Linked DNA regions of Mus musculus: region 2 is linked to region 1. A link is a loop called in an ENCODE intact Hi-C map of the cell type or tissue named here. Cell type or tissue: left cerebral cortex. All regions are shown on one strand. Each heading gives the region's core, and the rest is flanking DNA. Links, peaks and the distances in the headings are about the cores only. Region 1 has its middle 44 kb from the start of Olfr1390. Region 2 overlaps Olfr1391 (olfactory receptor 1391).

Region 1 (2,918 bases), core at 124-2,623:
GCAGACAAAAGCCACAGACCATGAGACAGGGTATAAACCTTAGATACTGTAGTTTTGAATAATTTCAGCATCATTTATGAACCCAGCAAAAGAGCTGAAAGGAATGTTGACTCTTGGCTGTTTTCATAAGATGTTTCTTACAAGAAAGGGAACACATGGGCACAAAGGAATGAAAGAGTCAAGGTGGTGAGGAGAGGAGACAGGCCATCATCAGTTATCACTGGTCTCAGATTCCATGTCAGAGAGTCAAGGGACAGAAGGTACAAACAGCTGAGGAAATGGCTTCCAACTTTCCCTCCCTGTGTGAAAGGAGGTAATTATTAGATTTTTGTATAGTCTTGATAAGACTCAACACTCAGTGGGCAAGGATCATCTGTGCTGAGCCTTCTGTGAGTACATTCCAAAGTTGCCTAGTTTTCTATTATGTGGACTTCAGCTTTTCATGATGAATCTCATCTGTCTTATACTTCAAGATTTGAAGCTCAGTTCATTTTTTTTTTACTGATTCATATTAGTGTAAATCATCACTTTATTAAGGTTTCCAAATTTTGATTCATTTATAATCACATTAATATTAAGCACATCTATATTCATGAACAGCATCATTTTAACCAGTGCCCCCGGAGCTCGTGTCTCTAGCTGCATATGTATCAGAGGATAGCCTGGTCGGCCATCAGTGGAAAGAGAGTCCCATTGGTCGTGTAGACTTTATATACCTCAGTACAGGGGAACACCAGGGCCGGGAAGTGGGAGTGAGTGGGAGGTGTGGGGGGACTTTTGGGACAGCACTGGAGATGTGAATGAAGAAAGTACCTAATTTTTAAAAATTGCTTTTCTTTTTTTAAAAATATTTTATTAGGTATTTTCCTTATTTACATTTCCAATGTTATCCCAAAAGTCCCCCATACCCTCCCCTCCAATCCGCTACCCACCCACTTCCCCTTTTTGGCCCTGGCGTTCCCCTGTACTGGGGCATATAAAGTTTGCGTGTCCAATGGGCCTCTCTTTCCAGTGATGGCCTACTAGGCCATCTTTTGATACATATGCAGCTAGAGTCAAGAGCTCCGGGGTACTGGTTAGTTCATAATGTTGTTCCACCTATAGGGTTGCAGATCCCTTTAGCTCCTTGGCTACTTTCTCTAGCTCCTCCATTGGGGGTGTTGTGAACCATCCAATAGCTGACTGTGAGCATCCACTTCTGTGTTTGCTAGGCCCCGGCATAGTCTCACAAGAGACAGCTATATCTGGATCCTTTCAGCAAAATCTTGCTAGTGTGTGCAATGGTGTCAGCGTTTGGAAGCTGATTATGGGATGGATCCCCGTATATGGCAGTCTCTAGATGGTCCATCCTTTTGTCACAGCTCCAAACTTTGTCTCTTTAACTCCTTCCATGGGTGTTTTGTTCCCATTTCTAAGAAGGGGCAAAGTGTCCACACATTTTGTCTTCGTTCTTCTTGAGTTTCATGCGTTTAGCAAATTGTATCTTATATCTTGGGTATCCTAAGTTTCTGGGCTAATATCCACTTATCAGTGAGTACATATTTTGTGAGTTCCTTTGTGATTGGGTTACCTCACTCAGGATGATGCCCTCCAGGTCCATCCATTTGCCTAGGAATTTCATAAATTCATTCTTTTTAATAGCTGAGTAGTACTCAGCAGATGCTGGCAAGGATGTGGAGAAAGAGGAACACTCTTCCATTTTTGGTGGGATTGCAAGCTTGTACAACCACTCTGGAAATCAGTCCGGCAGTTCCTCAGAAAATTGAACATAGTACTACCGGAGGATCCTTCAGTACCTCTCCTGGGCATATATCCAGAAGATGTCCCAACCGTTAAGAAGGACACATGCTCCACTATGTTCATAGCAGCCTTATTTATAATAGCCAGAAGCTGGAAAGAACCCAGATGCTCCTCAACAGAGGAATGGATACAGAAAATGTGGTACATTTACACAATGGAGTACTACTCAGTTATTTAAAAATTGCTTTTCTTTAGAAAAAAATATAGAATAGGAATGGTTAAAATGTCAAAACATTATTTCACTAAGTTAGAAACTACATTAGAGGGGCTGGAGAGGTAGCTAAGAGGTTAAGAGCACTGACTGCTCTTCCAGAGGTACTGAGTTCAAATCCCAGCATGCACATGGTGGCTCACAGCCATCTATAATGAGATCTGACACCGTCTTCTGGTGTGTCTGAAGGCAGCTACAATGTACTTACATATAATACTAAATATATAAAAAAATTTTAAAGAAAGAAACTACATTAGAAAGTGTTTATTTCCTTTATGTCACCCAGGAAGCACATTTCTGTGACATTTGTGTGTTCTCATGAAGAAGAATGGATTTACTAATTCATTTAACAATATTTGTTGAGTTTTGTTCATTCCCTAGACAGTGTGTTTGGAGATGGATCTTCAGCAGTTAATGAAGCAGACCTTGCTGCACGGTCAAGATAAATGGTACAGACAAAGGTTTCAGGACCCAGAAAGATATGAGCTTCATGAACTTCCTAATGTGGAAGGTAAAGTTTCCAAACTAAATGTAGAATGCTGGTCACTAGAGTTTGGAAAGGCAGGTGTGCAATGTGAATAAGGGGAGGCTGGGTTCTGTGAGTTTATATTGTATATTGAATTGCCTCACAGGACCCAGTTACAGGTATAATTTATACATGTCAATAAAAATGAAGTCATTAAAATAGATAATAGAGATCTGTGGGAGATATCTTGGATCCCAGACTGCACCGAGACTACTCTGCACAGGTGAGAGTGTGTAGTAAAGAAGCTAACAGCTTCTGGGACAGAAGGGAGCCACAGAGCTTCTGAGGCCACCCCCTTTTCGGGCTCCAGACATCCGGGCACCTTCCTTGCCAGAGGATAGGTGTCCACCTGGCCCAGGAGGACTTTACCTGAGCATCTGC
Region 2 (2,918 bases), core at 142-2,641, 56 kb before region 1:
TACACTACACAACCATTATGCACCCTCTTCTGTGCCAGGCTTTAGCTATCTCTTCTTGGGTAGCAGGCCTCGTGAACTCTCTGATCCAGACAGGTCTCATGATGGCCATGCCTCTCTGCAGGTATCGACTGAATCACTTCTTCTGTGAGATGCCTGTCTTCCTCAAGTTGGCTTGCAAGGATACAGCTGGAACAGAGGCCAAGATGTTTGTGGCGAGAGCCATAATCTTGGTATTCCCAGCAACATTGATTCTAGGATCGTATGCCCACATTGCCAGGGCTGTACTGAAGGTCAAGTCAACATCTGGTCGCAGAAAAGCTTTTGGGACGTGTGGATCACACCTCCTTGTAGTTTCTATGTTTTATGGCTCAACCATCTACACGTACTTGCAACCAAATGACAGTTATTCTGAGAATGAGGGAAAGTTTGTGGCCCTTTTTTATACTATAGTTACCCCCATGCTCAACCCTCTGATCTATACACTGAGGAACAAGGATGTAAAGGGGGCTCTGTGGAAGGTGCTAGGGAGAGGCACAGACTCCAGGTAGTAAAAACAAAACAAAACAAAACAAAACAAAACAAAACAAAACAAAACAAAACAAAACATTTTGTTTCTGTAATAGCTTCAGGAGAATTGAGCCCAGGGTTCTCTAGGAAACAATCCTTCTTGGCTTGTGAAGACGAAAAGATTCATTGGAAAAGACAGAGAGATGAGACAAGATAACATGGGGTAAAGTGCTCAAATTTCAGATGTGCATTTATGAAGCTGTCAACAAATATTAAGCATGTCCTCAGTAGGCACCAGGGCTCGCTGCCTTCCTTGTGGAAGGTGGAAGCAAGGAGCTCCTATGGTTCATTTTAAGTCACTGTCTGGTCATTGCTCAGCAGTGGGTAAGTGCTGATTGTTACACAGCCTTCAAAAGTAAACTGAGTGAAGAAGAGTGCACTCTGAGGAGTTGTGGGGAGTGAAAGAATTAATTAATTAATTAATTAGTTAGTTAATTAATTCTGAATGACTTTTCACAAAGTCAGATCCTAATGTGATGTCACATAGTTAGTGGTATGTCCCTAGGCAGAGCACACAAATTCACTGTTGCTGTTTCTAACTTTTGGTGGCCTTATCAGACTCTTGCTGTTTCAGAGTCTGTTTCAAAAGTTTATCACAGTGTTTCCTCTTTTATGATACTTGGAGAAAATAATCAGATCATGCACAGAGCCATTTCATAGAGTATGTGACTTTCAGACATGGCTATATTTACTTAAATAGAGAAACTTCAAAACCTGCCTCTTGTGACACATCTCCTCCCATATGGCCATACCTCCTTATCCTTCCCAAAGAGTTTTGTCAACTGGAGATCATGCATTTAAATATATGTATCTATGGGGGTTGTTCTCATTCAGACTACCATACCTTCCCACTGATTGCCTTGGTCTTCATGCTGAAAAGCCCAGGACTTTGCTACCACATATGTTTGTGCTTACACCTTGCTGGAGCTCTGAGTGGTCCAAGCATCTATTTTACCTTAGTGTTAGTTTCTTGTTTAATAAAATGAGCATTATATTAACCACTCTCAGCATTTGATGTGTAGTGTATCTACAATAAATATTTTCAGTACCTGTTCTTGTTAAATAGAAAGTAAAGTAGTTTAGAGTAGTGTTTCTCAACACACACACACTGTGGAGAGGGTGAGTGTAATCAGATTGTATTATATACTTGTCTGGAATTGTCAACAATTAAATTTAATAAGCAAGCTCTGTCAATGTGGTATATCTTTCAGTACTGAGGATCTCCACCTCTTATGTCCCAAGAAAGACTCGAGAAAGTCTTTCACAAAGCACTGTAGTGGTGTGCACTTGTTCCCTGCCTCTTTTTCTGAGAAAAAAAATAATATAAAAAGTGATTCTGTGACTTCTTTCTCAAAACATACTAATAAAACTGCAGCATTTTGATGTCTTGAAATTCTATATCGCAATTAAGAAGAGAACTGTCTCAGGGGACAGCTATTTTTGCTTACTGCTCATTTCTTCTATTTTATCTGCATTGGGATATATTTTTAGTAGTGAGTGGGAAAGATTTTCATGCTCAGAACAGAAGCTATCTCATTTTAATCATGGCTTGTTCTACTTACTAAATTCTTGACACAGACAACTTTTAGCATGAATTTGTGCTTAAGAATCAAAAGTGTTGTAGGACTTTCTATCTTTCCCTCCCCCTATCTTTCTCCTTCTTTTCCTTTTTCTCCTCCTCTTCCTTCTTCTTCTCCTTCTCTTCCTCCTCTTCCTCCTCCTCCTTTTCCCCCTCCTCTTCTCCCTCTTCTTCCTCTCTTTTCTCCTCTTCCTCTTCTGCTTTCCCTTCTGCTTCTGCTTTGTCACTCTTCTCTCTCTTCCCCTCCCTCTCTTTCTCTCTCTCTCTCTTACTCTCTCTCTCTCTCTCTTCCTCTCTTCCTCTCTTCCTCTCTTTCTCTCTTTCTCTCTTTCTCTCTCTGAAAAGTTATCTCACTATATAGGATCTTGGACTCAAAGACATCCTCCTGCCTCTGCCTCCCAAGTGCCAGTCCAACTCAGATAGGACTTTCTACTGTGAAGTTTACTCATCTTGAGCAAAGAAATGTTAACAGGATGTAACACAAGAAGATAAGGCTGATTTAATGTCATCATTAATGATTACAATCTAAGAGCATTTCTTGGGTGTGAGTTTAGGCTTTAATGGCTCATCCATTTCTCCAGCCTAATTTAAGAGCATTTTAATTTAATTTTTTTCATACACAATATGTTTAAATGATTCATTTATTCTTGTTTGTGCAATTTGTGCATTGGTGTTTTGCTTCCATGTAGGTTTGTGTGAGGGCGTTAGATCCCCTGGAACTGGAGTTACAAAGAGTTGTGAGCTGTCATGTGGTTGCTGGAAATTGAACCTG

Evidence for each region. A loop is a pair of places that touch in the nucleus more often than their neighbours do. Peaks named below come from ENCODE experiments on the same cell type or tissue, not always from the same donor. Only the 100,000 strongest peaks of a DNase experiment are listed, where the experiment ranks them.
Region 2: it touches region 1 in a loop (2.9-fold over the local background); 10 of 42 quality-filtered maps call a loop at or near these places.

The regions. Positions count from the first base shown.
Region 1 is chr11:49,383,361-49,386,278 of GRCm38, forward strand. No RefSeq gene overlaps it. Among named protein-coding and RNA genes, the nearest start is that of Olfr1390, 44 kb to the left of the region's middle. In left cerebral cortex, for the core only: no CTCF peak of the experiment used is centred there; no DNase peak of the experiment used is centred there.
Region 2 is chr11:49,327,801-49,330,718 of GRCm38, forward strand. Olfr1391 (olfactory receptor 1391) reads left to right here. Exons shown (of 1, transcript NM_146468.1): 1 at 1-548. The coding sequence ends at 548. Among named protein-coding and RNA genes, the nearest start is that of Olfr1391, 1.8 kb to the left of the region's middle. In left cerebral cortex, for the core only: no CTCF peak of the experiment used is centred there; DNase peaks (open chromatin) are centred at 1,495 and 2,029; H3K27ac peaks cover 409 bases.